2 separate regions of the Homo sapiens genome follow, and region 2 is linked to region 1. Evidence: chromatin loops called from intact Hi-C (ENCODE). Cell type or tissue: gastrocnemius medialis. All regions are shown on one strand.

Evidence for each region. A loop is a pair of places that touch in the nucleus more often than their neighbours do. Peaks named below come from ENCODE experiments on the same cell type or tissue, not always from the same donor. Only the 100,000 strongest peaks of a DNase experiment are listed, where the experiment ranks them.
Region 2: it touches region 1 in a loop (6-fold over the local background); 11 of 110 quality-filtered maps call a loop at or near these places.

Annotation. Positions count from the first base shown.
Region 1 is chr6:52,083,464-52,091,463 of GRCh38, reverse strand. It overlaps PKHD1 (PKHD1 ciliary IPT domain containing fibrocystin/polyductin), which reads left to right and starts at 3,851. Exons shown (of 67, transcript NM_138694.4): 1 at 3,851-4,030; 2 at 6,447-6,582. The coding sequence starts at 6,531. In gastrocnemius medialis, a CTCF peak has its summit at 3,591 (motif pointing left); no DNase peak of the experiment used is centred here.
Region 2 is chr6:52,260,554-52,268,553 of GRCh38, reverse strand. MCM3 (minichromosome maintenance complex component 3) reads left to right here. Exons shown (of 17, transcript NM_002388.6): 14 at 586-689; 15 at 1,858-1,943; 16 at 2,410-2,479; 17 at 3,768-4,539. The coding sequence ends at 3,966. Among named protein-coding and RNA genes, the nearest start is that of IL17F, 20 kb to the right of the region's middle. RefSeq lists a silencer at 3,765-4,184. In gastrocnemius medialis, a CTCF peak has its summit at 4,638 (motif pointing right); a DNase peak (open chromatin) is centred at 4,630.

The DNA.
Region 1 (8,000 bases):
ATTACTGGGTATATACCCAAAGGACTATAAATCATGCTGGTATAAAGACATATGCACACGTATGTTTGTTGCAGCACTATTCACAATAGCAAAGACTTGGAACCAACCCAAATGTCCAACAATGATAGACTGGATTAAGAAAATGTGGCACGTATACACCATGGAATACTATGCAGCCATAAAAAATGATGAGTTCATGTCCCTTGTAGGGACATGGATGAGATTGGAAATCATCATTCTCAGTAAACTATCGCAAGGACAAAAAACCAAACACCGCATGTTCTCACTTATAGGCGGGAATTGAACAATGAGAACACATGGACACAGGAAGGGGAACATCACACTCTGGGGCCTGTTGTGGGGTGGGGGAAGGGGGGTGGGATAGCATTAGGAGATATACCTAATGCTAAATGACGAGTTAATGGTGCAGCACACCAGCATGGCACATGTATACATATGTAACTAACCTGCACATTGTGCACATGTACCCTAAAACTTAAAGTATAAAAAAAAAAAAAAAGAACCATACCATCCTGTTTGGGAACGATGTGTATAACTTCAGTGTTGGCTGGCATCATCAGCCTATGCATACACATGGGGGCATATTTATAGTTGCACCCACATTTTGATGGCTTTGAACTCTACATTGACCCATGTGTGAACTTAGCTATCTCTTAGAGCTTATCTATTCTAGTTAGGGTCTCATTAGGACCTAGAGAGATGGCATGTGTAGACTGAAAAATTAATAAAGAAATTATTTCTAAGAGGTGTGGCCAAGGTTCAGGAAGAGCAAGAAGGGATGGTGCAGTGTATGCAAGCTAGGAACAGTAGGACCTGTTACCACCCTTAGGCCTGAAGAAATAAAGAGAGGAGGGGCACTAGAACCTGCAGAGAGAGTGAGAGAATGAGAGTGAGGGTGCTATATGGAAAGGCCCCTCTGTCAGAAGCTGAGATCTAGTAGGGATGGAAGTGGGGGAAAATACTCTTATCACATCTTGTCTCTCTGCCCCTTCCTCTGGGTTCCTGGTTGTGGCCTCCATTTGTGAAACACTTGTGGGCAATAAGTGCATTGGTGCAGCCCACACAGGTCACCTTCCAAGGGCACACAGCAGGGTGGAGAAGGGTAGAGAGTAGGTCTGGAGGGTTAAATGAAAGGTATCCAGCATGCTAATTTCAGAGTTTCTTAGATGATGCTCATTTTGTCCTTCCTCTTCTATTCTGGCTTCCTTTGTTTAATATCCATAGCCTGTGAACCCTTCTAAAGACTCTTCACAATTGACACCATTCCTGGGGCCACTAATGCAAAGTCCAAAGTGCCTATCAATAGTGTTCTCCTACCACAGGGTTCCTGTGTTAGTCTGGGTCCTCTGAGAAGCAGATGCTGAAACAGGATGAAACGTGCAAGGATTTTATTAAGGTGGTGCCTGTGAGAAAAGATGGGTTGGAACTGGAGAACACTGGGCAAGCTGCCAGTCTGACCACAGTGAAAGAGAGGGGGTGGAAGCATCCTAGGTTGCCACATACTCTAGGAAGGTTCAGCAAGGTCATCAGGCAGGCTTTAAGGCAAAGTTGCTGTTGGAGGAGTCCTGTGTCTCCTCTGGATGGACCTGTCTTACTATCCTTCCACACTCAGTCCTTGGCTGGGAGCAGCATGTAGAAGCGTGGCCTTGGTCCAAATGCAGTGATGAATTTTATGGCAAAGAAACTAGGCCCTTGATCTTTTATGCTTCTTGTAATTGGAGATCTGCAAGGTGCATTCTCATGGGCCCCCACAGTTTTCCAGGAATTCAGAGCAGTGTTAGAATCCAAGAGAAAGGGGTCAGAGATTAACCCTCTCTCCTGACCTCCCTGAGTTTGCATCATAGGCCTGAGTAACAATTTTTGTGCTGAGAATTTTATAAGCACTCATAGGAATTACTTCTTGTAGAGTGTTGTCAATGTCTGTGGTGGGCATGGCTACCCTCCTTGGAATAGCAGAGAAATGGTGCTCAGCCTGCCTCCTGAGAAGCATTTTCAGAGACTTGAGCTCAAGGCTTTAGAATTTCTATGTGAAAGAGGCTTTGGAGTGTAAGGGGCTTATATTCCATGGACATATCCCAATGACAGGAATACTGGAGGCTCCCCAAAGCTTCATGTGGTATAGCCACTTTCTCTAGAGTTCTACAACATTTCCTTTTAGGCCTCAAGGCAAGAAATGATTCATTGTCCTTTATTTCTTTTACAATAGAGCTTGATTGTCCACCACGAAATACCTATAACACAGAGCACAGAAACCAAAGTCCTGGGTGTCATTAGGATTCTTTTAGTCCATAGTAGAGAGGTGGCTGTCTCCTCATAAGAAAATTGGGGTGATTTTAGGATGCGGCCTTGATAGCTAGGCTGCCAAAAATACTTATAAATATTTATTATAGGCCTTTTAGCCAAGGATAGATGTGGGGCTAATTTATGGAAACCTCTTGTTGAAATAACAAGAAATAAAACATAAGTCTTAGGAAACTTATCAGGAGACTCTACAATATAATAAAATAATCTGATTATATTTCTGTCTCCTCTGCCAGATGGTAAGCAGTTTGAAGGCAGAAACTGTGTCATACTCTTTAAAAATATAACTTTGAATTATCTAAGTGATTCATATCATTTTTATAAAAATAAAAGTTACTAATAATGTTGAAATCTCCTTTACCCCCAAACTAGTCTTCCCCCTCCTTCCCATTACCCACATGCCAGGCACACAAATGTGGTTCAAATGATGCTTGTTGACCTGCATGGAAGAGATCCAGAGTGGAAACTGAGAGAGGTTCAGCAGGCAGGCAGGGTGGTGGGGTGACTGACCCCCTACCTGCCCCAATCTGGCCAAGCACCCTCTCTCTACACCACTAGCTTCAGGGCTACAAAAATTTTTCAGCTTGTCACGGGTTGCCAAACTGTGATATACAGCAGAGTTGATGTAAACTTCCACACTTTCTAGAGGATAGTTTTACTACTGTCATCAGAGTTGTGGTCGTATTTCCATGGCTTTAATCTGGTTTTGCTGGAGATGCTTCTCCAGGTCTACTGCTGGTCCTTGAAGGTGGAGACTCAGGGCTATCAAATTTTACCAAAATGACTTCTCCCTCAAAGGAAAGGGAGAGGATAGAAGATAAGGACGTCTTCTGGTCAGGTATCGCCAGACGTAGACAAACATGATCAGGAATTGGGGGATGTGAATCAGAATGGGCAGTGGGACAGGAACAGAGAAGTCAGACATGGACCAAGTAAGAAGGTGTTGTTGACCTTCCTAGGCCCACCAGTTCAACCGATGACTGAGGCCCATGGTCTGGGTACGACTGGAGGGTGATGAGTACAAGTCAAGGACCTCCTCTTGGTTAAAAAAGCAAGGTCAAGAGGGAGGATGAGGAGTAGAAAAATGAAGAGAATCAATCAACCCTTTCTCAGCAAGACTTGGACCAAGTTACTTCCCTTCTGTACTTCTTTAGACCCATACCCCTACAGTGGGTATATGAATAACAGCCCATAACCTGGTATTTACGAGTCACTCTTCGGGATGAAGAGTGAGAGACTGTTCATGAATGGGGATCTGCCCTCTAGTGGTCCTTTCTCTTGAGCCCTCTGTTCAATCGCTGATTTGCTGGCAAATTCTTTCAATGTTGAATGCCTGTTTGTCTCACTGGGTGGACTTTTACTTAAAATTCTTATCTGGGGCACATGCAGTAAGTGGAGAAAAATGTAAGACACTTTTCCTTTGGTCATTACTAACAAGCCCTGAGGAAAAAGCCTGAGTGGCTTATGTTAATCATTAAACTTACCCATGGTCAGGTCTGAACTTTTACTCTGGTACACATTTGGCTGGGACACAAACGAGTTAGGTGAGTTATAGTCTAACGTGAGTGAGTTACCTGCGTGGTGGCTGCAGGCTGAGCTCTAACCAGATAACATGTCCACGGATTCTTGACAGAGAGAAATAAGATCACTTAGAAAGAAAGGATCATTTCTCCCTTGAGTCACAAGGAGACAGAAACAGAAAAAAAAGGTACTGTTTGATCCAGAAAAGTCTCTGCTCTCTGTTTTCTAGGTGTTGTATCTCTTGTTAACGTTCTGGTGAACAAAAGGAAGAAATGGGAGATCTATAGTAGTGCCTTGCAACTTTGTCCCTCGATGTCCCAAAGGAGAAGCTGAGAGGGAAGGGAGGAAGAAGGGAAGAGGGAGTGAGAGCAGAGAGAGGAGAGAGAGAGAGGAGAACAAAAACATGACTAAATAAATGCACACAGCTCTCCTCTGTGGTTGAAAAATTTTAGTTATGAGAAATAAAGAGAGTCTGAGTTTATTTTTAGGAAGAATTAGTGGATAGACTAATAAAAAATTACATTTATAATTGACATGAAAAAGATGCAGTTCCAAATGTAGGGTTTTAAGAAAACCAGTGTGCGAATGTTTATTTCTATTGTTCTGAGCTTGGGAGTAGGCATTAAGAAGAAATGTTAAAATCACGTAGCCAGATTGAAAATAGACTCTCCTGTGCTGAGTATATTTTGTCTGTGTAACAAGCAAGTCAGATCTCATGCTTTTGGACTAAGCAGCAAATACGCTTGGGTACTTTTCCCTATGTGGTAGATGTATTCTGAAAGTTGTATATTTATAAGTTGAATTCTATTTCAAATAGACGTAAAAGTTTGGGAATTTTGCAACGAAAAGGAACACTTGCTGAATCCACTTGAAAATACTAGAATTCCTTTCTTAAATCCAAGTAGCCTCCACACTTACCCTATCTGGTAATGACTCGGGGGCAGGTACATAGATTGTTTGTTTTCCCAACTTTTAGTATAGTGCTTAGCACGTAGTGGGCATACAATAAATGTTTGCAGTGTTGAATTAAATAGAAATGATTATAGATTTCCAGCTGTCTCAATCAGAACATGCCCGTAAGGTGAGTTTATTGCAAAGTTTTTGCAGATTTTTTTTTTGAGGGGGGGAGTATATTGTAGCTTTTATATTTTCAGAAATGATGTAACTACTTCTGCTAATCTCAGTGTTTTCTTAAAAATATAAATTAAATGGCCAGGTGTGGTGGTTCATGCCTGTAATCCCAGCACTTTGGGAGGCTGAGGCAGGGAGATCACTTGAGGCCAGGAGTTCAAGACCAGTCTGGCTATCATGGTGAAAACCTGTCTCTACAAAAAATTCAAAAATTAGCCGGGTGTGGTGGCGCACACCTGTAATCCCAGCTACTCAGGAGGCTGAGGCATAAGAATCACTTGAACCTGGGAGATGGAGGTTGCAGTGAACTGACATCATGCCACTGCACTCCAGCCCAAATGACAGAATGAGACCCTGCCACACACACACACATACACACACACTTTGTGTGTGTGTATGTGTGTGTGTGTATGTAGGTATGTATATATATATTAAATATATTTATATATTTATATGTAATAAACATAAACATAATTAAATATATATTAAACGTGTATTTAGTAGTACATGTGGGTGTTTAATTCTGTAATTTTCAAACTTTCAGAAAATTTCAGAGGCACTATTTTTAAGAGGATTTTGTCGATGCCCTCTGCCATGAGGTGCTGGAGAGCAGCTCAGCACTTTCCTTAGAGCAGGCATGAGAGTGAAAGCTGTTCATCTCAGATTAGGTAAACCCAGATTTAGGGTATTCAAATATGTCTTCATCCACTCCAATGTACTGAGCGCTGTGTGGGACCTTCACACTTTCACACTAGGAAGGCTGTGGAAATAGAAGACTGGTTCCTGGGTCTCTTCAAGGAACGTGCCGTCTGGAAGAAGAGGCCTATGTGTGCCACATTATCTGGTCTAGGCTCTACAGCACGGAAGTTAGAGGTTCAGGGGGAAGGTGGTGAGCACTGGAATGGCGGAGGAAAGAATCAGCTGAGGAGGGGCTCCTGAGCAGCACCACGAAGGTGCGCCAGGATCTCCTGAGGCCACGGAGAGAGTTGAGGGCATCCAGGAAGGGACCAGCAGGGGCCAAGGCAGAGGCTGATGTGTGGAAGGCTTGTCTGAGTGACGGTGAGAACGGCGTGTGGCTGCAGTGTAGGGTTCAAACTGGAGAGCAGCACGAGGGAAAGCTGGACGCCAGCACAGGGCAAAGCAAAACAGACTTCACCCTATCACGAACTAGAATTTTAATTTCTAGAATTCTTTTTAAAACTCAGCTTCTGTTCAATAATGAGTTAATGAAAGAGGTTATTATTTATCCAGCTTAAAATAAGTTGGTGGGACAAGGAGGGCAGAGTGGGGATGATTTTATGCAAGGTTCTCAGATGATCCTTTTCTCCTGAGCTTGGAAAAATGGTGGCTCCATTTGAAGACACTAAGGCCATGTTTATCTCATCTCCTTAATTTCCCAGGTTTCAGAACAGCAAAATAATCGTATGTAAACAAAATGATAATTTTTTTTTGCTTTTTTTGTTTTTATAAAGCACAAAAGCTATGCTGCTCCAATCAAAACTGAAAATGCTTTTAATGTCTGAGCAATCTTAAGAGTATTGATTTAAGTGGACAGAATGACTGCCTGGCTGATCTCTCTGATGAGTATTGAAGTACTACTTTTGGCAGGTCAGTAGAATGTGTTTTGAAGGAATTATAGGTAAGAACACAATAGGTTACCTTGAGAACTATTATTGAAACTTAAAGTAATATTTTGGTTGTATACCATAAATATATGCATTTTTAACTTGCCAATCAAAAAATTGAGTTAAAAATACTGTTTTCAGAGCAGGTGTTAAGGTATTTGCTTTTGGGTTTAAATTATATGTTGAATAATTGTTTTTATTTTCTGTTTAACAGCTGAGGTTATATACTGAAATGTTATGACTATATACTTCAATTTTTAATGGTCAGTGAAGATTATTGTTGTAGTGCAGAGCTTTTAATAATAACTTATAACCTTTCTTTTATAATTCCTTTTGGGCTATGTGATGTAATTCTTTTTAGATTTTGCTGTCGGACTTTCCCAAAGAGATTAACTTGTCATAATCATTAGATTGCTTGTATTATCTCAAATCATCTGTTCAATTTTCTCTGCGAATTTGGTTATCCTCTGTATCTTTTTATGGCCTTTGTTTTGGGGCTTCTTTAGATAGAAGTATCTAATCATCTTTGGAAGATGGTCTAGTCTGGCTGGGGCTGCCATAAATGGTTGTGCTAATGTGACGTGGTTCCCCACCACCTTCAGATGTGAAGTGCATCATGAGAATAACTGTACAGGGAAGTCCTGGGCTAGACACAGTTTCTTCTAAAGAAACTATAAATAATTCTGTCGGTAACACTTTCCTTGTTTATTACCTCACTGAGCAGCTGCATGATTTTTGCTGGCTTCCTTAACTTGGCCTTTCCTTCATCAAGACTTGTCCAGGAACATCTTCAAAGATGGAGGGATAGATTAAGGCCCATGCTTAGCTGGTGATCTATACAGGAGAATCCAATCTAGCCTAGTATATAAATTCTATACTGCCTTTTTTTTTTTTAAACAAAAGGAAATTCCAGCAATGATCCATGCTTCACCCCCTCTCTAAGCAGGCAAGGCAAGAATCTAGATAATTTTGTATTCATTTGGGAAGTCATTCTGATCATGAGGGAAAACTAGTATATTAAGCAGTATATTGAGCAGGAGAATTGAAATAGGAACAGCTTCTATTAGGTTGGTGCAAAAGTAATCGCGGTTTTGCCATTAAAAGGAATGCAAAACAGCAATTGCTTTTGCACCAACCTAATGGAAGTCCTTTTTTCTCTCCAGGACTGGAAATGATTGATGATCTTTACAGGGAAATATGGCCACCTGATTAAAGAGTGGGAAAGAGAGCAGAGAGAGACAGTATGGGTTTGATTAGGACCCAAATATGTCCTTGAGGCTCTTTCCAAAGGAAGTAGAAATTCAGAATTGTCCTGATGAGTGCAGGGTTTTTGAATGTCTAAGATAAGAAGAATTTGTCAAAATTTTCCTTAAAATGGGGCTTCTGATGATGTGTTTCCCA
Region 2 (8,000 bases), 180 kb before region 1:
CCTAGTTGCCCACTCCCACCCCAGTCTGGTGAATGTTAGCCTTTTGGGGTTGAGTTGTGAGTCTAATAAACTCTTCCTTGCTTTTTGCTAGGTTAAGGGTTGAGTTGTGAGTCTGATAAACTCGTCCTCACTTTTTGCTAGGTTAAGGGTTGAGTTGTAAGTCTGATAAACTCTTCCTCGCTTTTTGCTAGGTTAAGGGTTGAGTTGTGAGTCTGATAAACTCTTCCTCGCTTTTTGCTAGGTTAAGGGTTGTCTTGGATTTCAATTAGACACCTGATTTATAAGGAAATGGATTGTTTTCACTTAACCATTATGGGCTAGACATTTGTTTCTTTATTCAGTAAACATTTATTGAGTACCTACTATATAAACAGCATTTAACATACTTCCCAGCATTTTGAAAAGATGGGTAGCAGTCTCTACTTCTGCCCCTGGTCCTGGGACTTAGGGACAAGAGGAGCTAGGTAAACCATTGGAAACATGGAAGTCTTTCCTGCTTATGATGCAGAAGGGACTGGGAGTTCTTGATGCAGTTCCCCTGCATCAGTGACCCCTCTAGCCCAGCCACACTTGCCTTGGTCTTAGGTTCTGGAGAAGGAGAAGAAACGTAAGAAGCGAAGTGAGGATGAATCAGAGACAGAAGATGAAGAGGAGAAAAGCCAAGAGGACCAGGAGCAGAAGAGGAAGAGGTAAGGTGGGGCAAGCAAATGAGATTAAAAAGTTAGTGGCCAAGAAGTTGGGGGTGCACGCCTGTAATCTTAGCAATTTGGGAGGCCGAGGCGGGTGGGTCACTTGAGTCCAGGAGTTTGAGACCAGCCTGGGAAATATGGCAAAACTGTCTCTACAAAAAATAGAAAAATTAGCTGGGCGTGGTGGCGGACACTTGTGGTCCCAGCTGCTCGGTAGGCTGGGGTCGGAGGATTGCTTGAGCCTGGGAGGCAGAGGTTGCAGTGAACCAGGATCGTGCCACTGCACTCCAGCCTGGGCGACAGAGAGAGATCCCATCTCAAAAAAAAAAAAAAAAAGTAGTAAGTTCCAGTGGGACTGGGGAGAGAAGTAGAGGGTAGAAGGTGGAACCAGCGCTGCTTATTGATGTCAGGTTGTTCATGGAGAGTGTTCCTAGACCTGCGGGGTTTGAGGATGAAGATAACCTGGGTAGGCTGGGCGCGGTGGCTCACGCCTGTAATCCCAGCACTTTGGGAGGCCGAGGCAGGCGGATCACGAGGTCAGGAGATCAAGACCATCCTGGCTAACAGTGAAACCCTGTCTCTACTAAAAATACAAAAAATTAGGCTGGCGTGGTGGCAGGCACCTGTAGTCCCAGCTACTTGGGAGGCTGAGGCAGGAGAATGGCGTGAACCCAGGAGGCAGAGCTTGCAGTGAGTGGAGATCACACCACTGCACTCCAGCCTGGGTGACAGAGTGAGACTCCGTCCGTCTCAAAAAAAAAAAAAAAAGAAGATACCCTGGGTAAAAGAGAAGGAGAGCGAGTCCTTCTTGTGTGCTTTTGACCCCTCTACTGAAGAAATGCTAAATAGTAGGAACAGCAACCCAACCACTGAGGGTTTTGAATATATACTTCAAAATTCTAAGGGAAAAACCTTCATGCTTATAGTTGAATTTATAAGGGTGAGTGATGTGGAAAAGAGCGTTGGGAAGCAGCGCCTGTTTGTGTTCTAGTCTGGGGACTTGGTCTCGTTTGGAACAAGCAGCAGTTTGCAAAGGCCTAAGCCTAGTGCTTCACTTTGACTTAGTGGTTCTGTTTCCTTTTCTCCGTAGTTAGAGGCACGTGATGGGGCTTCCTTGCCTTTCTGTCTCCAAACTCTTTCTCTCTCTTAACTGCTGTGGGTATTTTAGAAGGAAGACTCGCCAGCCAGATGCCAAAGATGGGGATTCATACGACCCCTATGACTTCAGTGACACAGAGGAGGAAATGCCTCAAGGTGAGTGAGCCCACTTACTGATGAAAGAGGTTGTTCCTGTGACTCTTGGACTTTTCCAGTTGCTCTGTGCACTTTATTTTCTTGTGGACTCCTGTTTGTTTGGCTCCCTGCTTGGGGCCTATGTCCAAGAGGTTTGTCCCAAGAGAGCTTCAGGGGAAACTTTGGAAAAAGCTTTGCTATATTATATACACCTCCTTGATGAACTGTGCTGTGCTGTTTCACCTGGTATAAGCATTTCAGATAATATATACATTGAGGGTCTCCTGCCTGACTAAATTCCTTCATCATCCAATGAAGATTTCCCTATATCCTAATTGTTCTGCCTGGCCCCATAAGAACCCTAGGAAATAGGAGTGTTCAGCAGGCTGAGTGAGAGATTGGGAGTGGAGATGATTTCTCTAGTGTTTGTGGAAATGGCTTCACCTTGCTTATCTTCCCCATCTCTACAACCATCAACCCTCTGAAGTACACACTCCAAAGACGGCAGACTCACAGGAGACCAAGGAATCCCAGAAAGTGGAGTTGAGTGAATCCAGGTGAGTACGGATGTTGCTCCTGCCCCTTCAAGAATTCTGTGTATCGCTGAGGAAGGGACTTTGTTCCCTTGGAGAGGGTGGGAAACAAACTGCTGGTCATCAATAGAACTCAAAACTAGAGGCCTGCAGCTTTTAACATTTTATATTCTCATTTAATTTCAAACTTACTGAAAAGTTATGAGAAAAGCATGAAGAACTTCTGGATGTCCTTTACCCAGAATCTTCAGTTGTTTAAATTAATAATTCTCTCTTTCTGAGAGAGAAGAGTTTTACAATAAGGATAAAACTTAATGTCTTACTGTAACCTCAGATTCTTCTTGGTGGGATAGATACATTTTGGCCATTTGTTTTTGAAATGAAGAATTTTTACCACCAGGGTTTTAGGAAACATTTTTATCTATGAATTTTGTTTACTGGACACCAAGAAACTCCATAGCCAAGTTTTACGTTTTTTCTTTTTATACTTTAAACACATAATACAGTGTATTTACTGAAAAAAATTTGAAACACATTGAAAAGTATTTAGAAAAAAAATTAAAATCAATTGTAACTCTATCCCTCAAGGACAACCATCAACTGTATCTTAAAATGCTTGAATCAGCTCGTATAGATCTCACTTTTTTTTTTGAGACCGGAGTGCAGTGTTTATTTTTTACTTTTTTACAGTGTTTATTTTTTACTTTTTGTAGAGACGGGATCTCACCATGTTGCCCAGGCTGGTCTTGGACTCCTGGCCTCAAGCAGTCCTTCTACCTGAGCCTCCCAAAAGGCTGGGATTACAGGCATAAGCCACTGTGCTTGTTTGATCTCATTCTTTTTAATGACTGCAGGGTTTCCATGGTATGGATGGGTAAAAATTTAATGAAATTCTCTGATGATAGACATTTGGGTTGTTCCCTGTTTACAGTAAAACAGTATTAAATTTATCAGTGTGCACTCATGCAAGTATAGCTATAAGGTGAGTTCCTAGAAATGGGCTCCCTGGGCCAAAGGATATACGCTTTTAAGGGTTTAGTAAGTGCTGTTAAATTGTCCCGCATTGACGCTGACCGGGTTACTATTTTACAGTGAATGGGAATGCCAATTTCCCACACGCTAGTACAATAGTTTAGCTTTAAAGGGGGCTCCTCAAGGGTAGCACTGCCATCAGAGGCAGATGTGTGTGTGAGAAAGAATATTGAGGGGACGCCTCTACTGTATTAATACTATGGATTTTCCTAGTATAGCTGTTTCCTGAGAGCATTTGGGTTTGTTTACTCCTCTTCCCCCTTTCTTCTGTCTGGGGCAGGTTGAAGGCATTCAAGGTGGCCCTCTTGGATGTGTTCCGGGAAGCTCATGCGCAGTCAATCGGCATGAATCGCCTCACAGAATCCATCAACCGGGACAGCGAAGAGCCCTTCTCTTCAGTTGAGATCCAGGCTGCTCTGAGCAAGATGCAGGATGACAATCAGGTCATGGTGTCTGAGGGCATCATCTTCCTCATCTGAGGAGGCCTCGTCTCTGAACTTGGGTTGTGCCGAGAGAGTTTGTTCTGTGTTTCCCACCCTCTCCCTGACCCAAGTCTTTGCCTCTACTCCCTTAACAGTGTTGAATTCAACTGAAGGCGAGGAATGTTGGTGATGAAGCTGAGTTCAGGACTCGGTGGACCCTTTGGGAATGGGTCATGAAAGCTGCCATGGGGTGAGGAAAGAGGAGACAGTGGGAGAGGACAATGACTATTGCATCTTCATTGCAAAAGCACTGGCTCATCCGCCCTACTTCCCATCCCACACAAACCCAATTGTAAATAACATATGACTTCTGAGTACTTTTGGGGGCACAACTGTTTTCTGTTTGCTGTTTTTTTGTTTTGTTTTTTTTCTCCAGAGCACTTTGGTCTAGACTAGGCTTTGGGTGGTTCCAATTGGTGGAGAGAAGCTCTGAGGCACGTCATGCAGGTCAAGAAAGCTTTCTTTGCAGTAGCACCAGTTAAGGTGAATATGTATTGTATCACAAAACAAACCCAATATCCAGATGAATATCCGAGATGTTGAATAAACTTAGCCATTTCGTACACATGGTCTTAATAGTCATAGTGTGTTTTTTATACATAACATTGAATTGTTTTCCTTGAGAGCAATCGTGCAGGGTTTGCTGCTCCCGCATTTGCAGCAAACTACCACAAGGTGGCAGCAGCCTGCTGTGATCTCTGGGGGTCATGTCTTCTCTAGAGGCAGTTTTCTTCTTCAGCAGCACCAGCGTTTATCAGTCAAAATTGATAGTATAGACCAAACCCTGCCAATTTAAAATAGCTAAATGGCCACGGGAGGCTAGTGAGTAAAAGTTCAGGAGAAGAATTGCCCCTCTGCCTGGCGCTTTTTGCCTGAATCTAAACTTATCCTTCATAAAGATAGAATACCCGATACGTCAGACACCTCAAAATCCTGGGAGTTCTTGCCCATAATGAGATCTTGTTACAGTATCTTTTTTTTTTTTTTTTTTTTTTTTTTTGAGACAGGGTCTCGCTTTGTGCCCAGACTAGAGTGCAGTGGTACAATCACAGCTGATGACAGCCTTGACCTCCTGGGCTCAAGTGATCCTCCTGCCTCAGCCTCCCTAGTAGCTGAGACCACAGACACGTGCCATCATGCCCCGCTAAGTTTTTATTTTTAATTTTTAGTAGAGATGAGGTCTGTCTGTTGCCCAGGCTGGCCTTGAACTCCTGGACTCAAGTGATTCTCCCATCTCGGCCTCCTAAACTGTGAGATTATAGGTGTGAGCCACTGTGCCCAGCCTACAGGATGCTTTTGAAACTACCTGGGTGTCCACTCTTTGGGGTTGGTTAGCCTGTTTGCACAGAAGCTTGTGATGGGGCCAGGGCGGGACTTCTGTCCTACCGTTATATGGTTTGAATAGCTTCTGAAGAATTTTTCAAGTTACTTAGAAGAATCATGTGACTTTATGGGGGGCCTCGGTCACATGGACCGGAAGCTGCTTTCTGGTGGCAGATGTGGCTCTGAAGTTGTGCCAGTTCTTGGCTGTAAGATTGCTGAGGTATTTTCTTTTCCATTTTTGCTGAGGGGTGATCCTTTACCACAAAGCAGGAGATATTCTTTGGTTCGTTAGGACAAAGGGATTTTTTTCTTAAAGGGAGTAGTACAAAATTATTGGGGAATTCTGTTTTATCTGGGATTTTTTTTTCCCCCTCACTGATGCGAGCGAGATCTAAGTCCTACTGGAAGTGGTCTAGAGAGCACAGTTTCAAAAGAGAGTGCAGTGGTACCAGAAGGAAGAATTTGCCATTTGTTGAGCATTGGCAATAAGTCAGAAGTTGTGCTAGGTATAGCAGTGGGTGCAAAAGTGGCGCTTTCTGCTCTGAGGCTTCTAGGCTGGGGATATGTCAATATGTTGGTGAAAATTTCAAAATATAAAGTGTACAGCTGGGCACGGTGGCTCATGCCTGTAATCTCAGCACTTTGGGAGGCTGAGGCAGGCGGATTGCTTGAGTCCAGGAGTTTAAGGCCAGCCTGGGCAACATGGCGAGACCCTGTCTTTATTAAAAAAAAATTAAGTATGATTATATACCAAATGAGGGCACACACAGAGATATAGGAATCCAGGGAGGACCATGAGGATGTCAGGTGCTACTGATGGGGTACAGCTATGAAGAACAGTTCTAGGAGTTCTTAGGGATCTCCTCAAGTGATTTGTTCTAGAAAGGCAAACATTCTGTCAATGGGACTCTTAGTCTGTCCTTCACCTCTGAGGAAACTGAGGCACAGAGTGGGGGGATATGTGCACCTACCATTGTGATAATAGCTGTAATATCAGGTTGACTTTGCTGACCATTTCATCACTCTTCAAGCTAGTCAAAAGAATAGTAGGTAGAAGACTATAGCAGCCACAATAGATACTAATTGTATTAAAATAGCATGATTCAACCTTTACATTGAGTTTTAAGAAACTTGTTTATGTAGTTCCCAGCTTACAAGAACAGAAAAGAGCTGGTAAGCTTTTCCAGGATAGGTTCTTGCTTGTTGACAGGTGATCCACTGCAGGACCTACTGTGGGGACCTGAAAGAGGCTGCTCAAGTGGGCTGACATGTCTCAAGTCCAGTCACCCCTGAGGGTATCGCTGTTGCCACCCTGCAGAGATTGCAGTGGTGACCCAGATTCACCAGAGAAAACTGCTAAATTATCTGCGTGCCTCATTCCAAAAGAGAAGTCTGTTTACATTTAGGTTTGTGGTCTGAAATACTGTAGTTAAAATAATTTGGGGAGCTTAGAGAAGTAAGTTTTTGTATCTTGAAAAATGGCACCTTATTCCTTAACTCCCCTGGATAAATGAAGTGGCAAAATGAAAGGGTGGTTTTCAAAAAGGACAATTTGGTAAGGATTGTTGAAATTGAATCTCTTCTCCGCCATTTACCGAATAACTTCAGGTAAGTTTTATGCTACTCTTTATTTCAGCTGTAAAATGGGGATGATTCCTGCCTTGTAGGATGCTTGTGAAACATAATTGGGAAAGCAGATGGCAGGTTCCCACCTGGTGTATTACTACTTCATGGCAGTGGTTTTGATTACTGCAAGTTCGAGGGCCCATTAAAACAAAGTGATTCATTTTGACAAATGTTTATGAAACATGATCCTTTAATCAAAACCATTTACAATGATTTCACCCTGGCTGCATTCCTGAACTCTCATCTCTTCCCTGCCTTTCCACTCTCTGATGGTTCCCACATTCCGGTCAGTGTGGCTCTGAGGCAAGCACTTCCCCCAGAGAGGACCCTCTCGGCGCTAGCTCGGCAATGCATTTTTCAGCTTTCTCCTGAGGACAGTGTTACCTCACAACAGGGCCGGGTGGTAGGAAAACATCAAGGGGGATAAAGAGGAGAAAGGTTCACAGAAACGAGTGAATCTGCCAGCCCTCTCTTTCTCATGTCTCCTGAGGAGATTTCAGACTACACCAGTTGTCCTAATGATTCTGAGCTTGTGAAGTGAGCTCTGCCTGGAGGGTTTGGTCAGTAGAATATGGCAAGCACAAGAGTCACCTGTGTGCTGGCTGCCTCAGGTGCTCAGCCCTAACAAGCTCTGTGCAAGCTCTTTCCCTTCCTTGCCATCCTTTCCTTTCCCCACTTCTCAAGAGCCAGGTAACGCCATGTCTGCTGTACATGTAGGGAAGTGGGGAGGGTGGAGCGTTAAACTCTGGTTGCATAGGAACTCTCACCTGAGAGCCAAAAGGTTGGCAGGGTGACATGAGCCCTGCACTGGTAAGCAAAGGCATGTGCATCTGAGTTCCTTTTCTGACACTAGGTACCAGAGTTAACATGCCAAGCTAGGCTGGCCACTTAGAGGAAAGTGCATGGTTTCTACATCTGGAAAAGGAGGTGGTTGAACTACGTGATTTCTGAGGTCCCTTCTGGTAATGAATGTGATTTTCTTTCTTTCTTTTTGAAATTGAGATAGAGTCTTGCTCTGTAGCCCAAGCTGGAGTGCAGTGGTACAAACATGGCTCACTGCAGCCTCAACCTCCTGGGCTCAA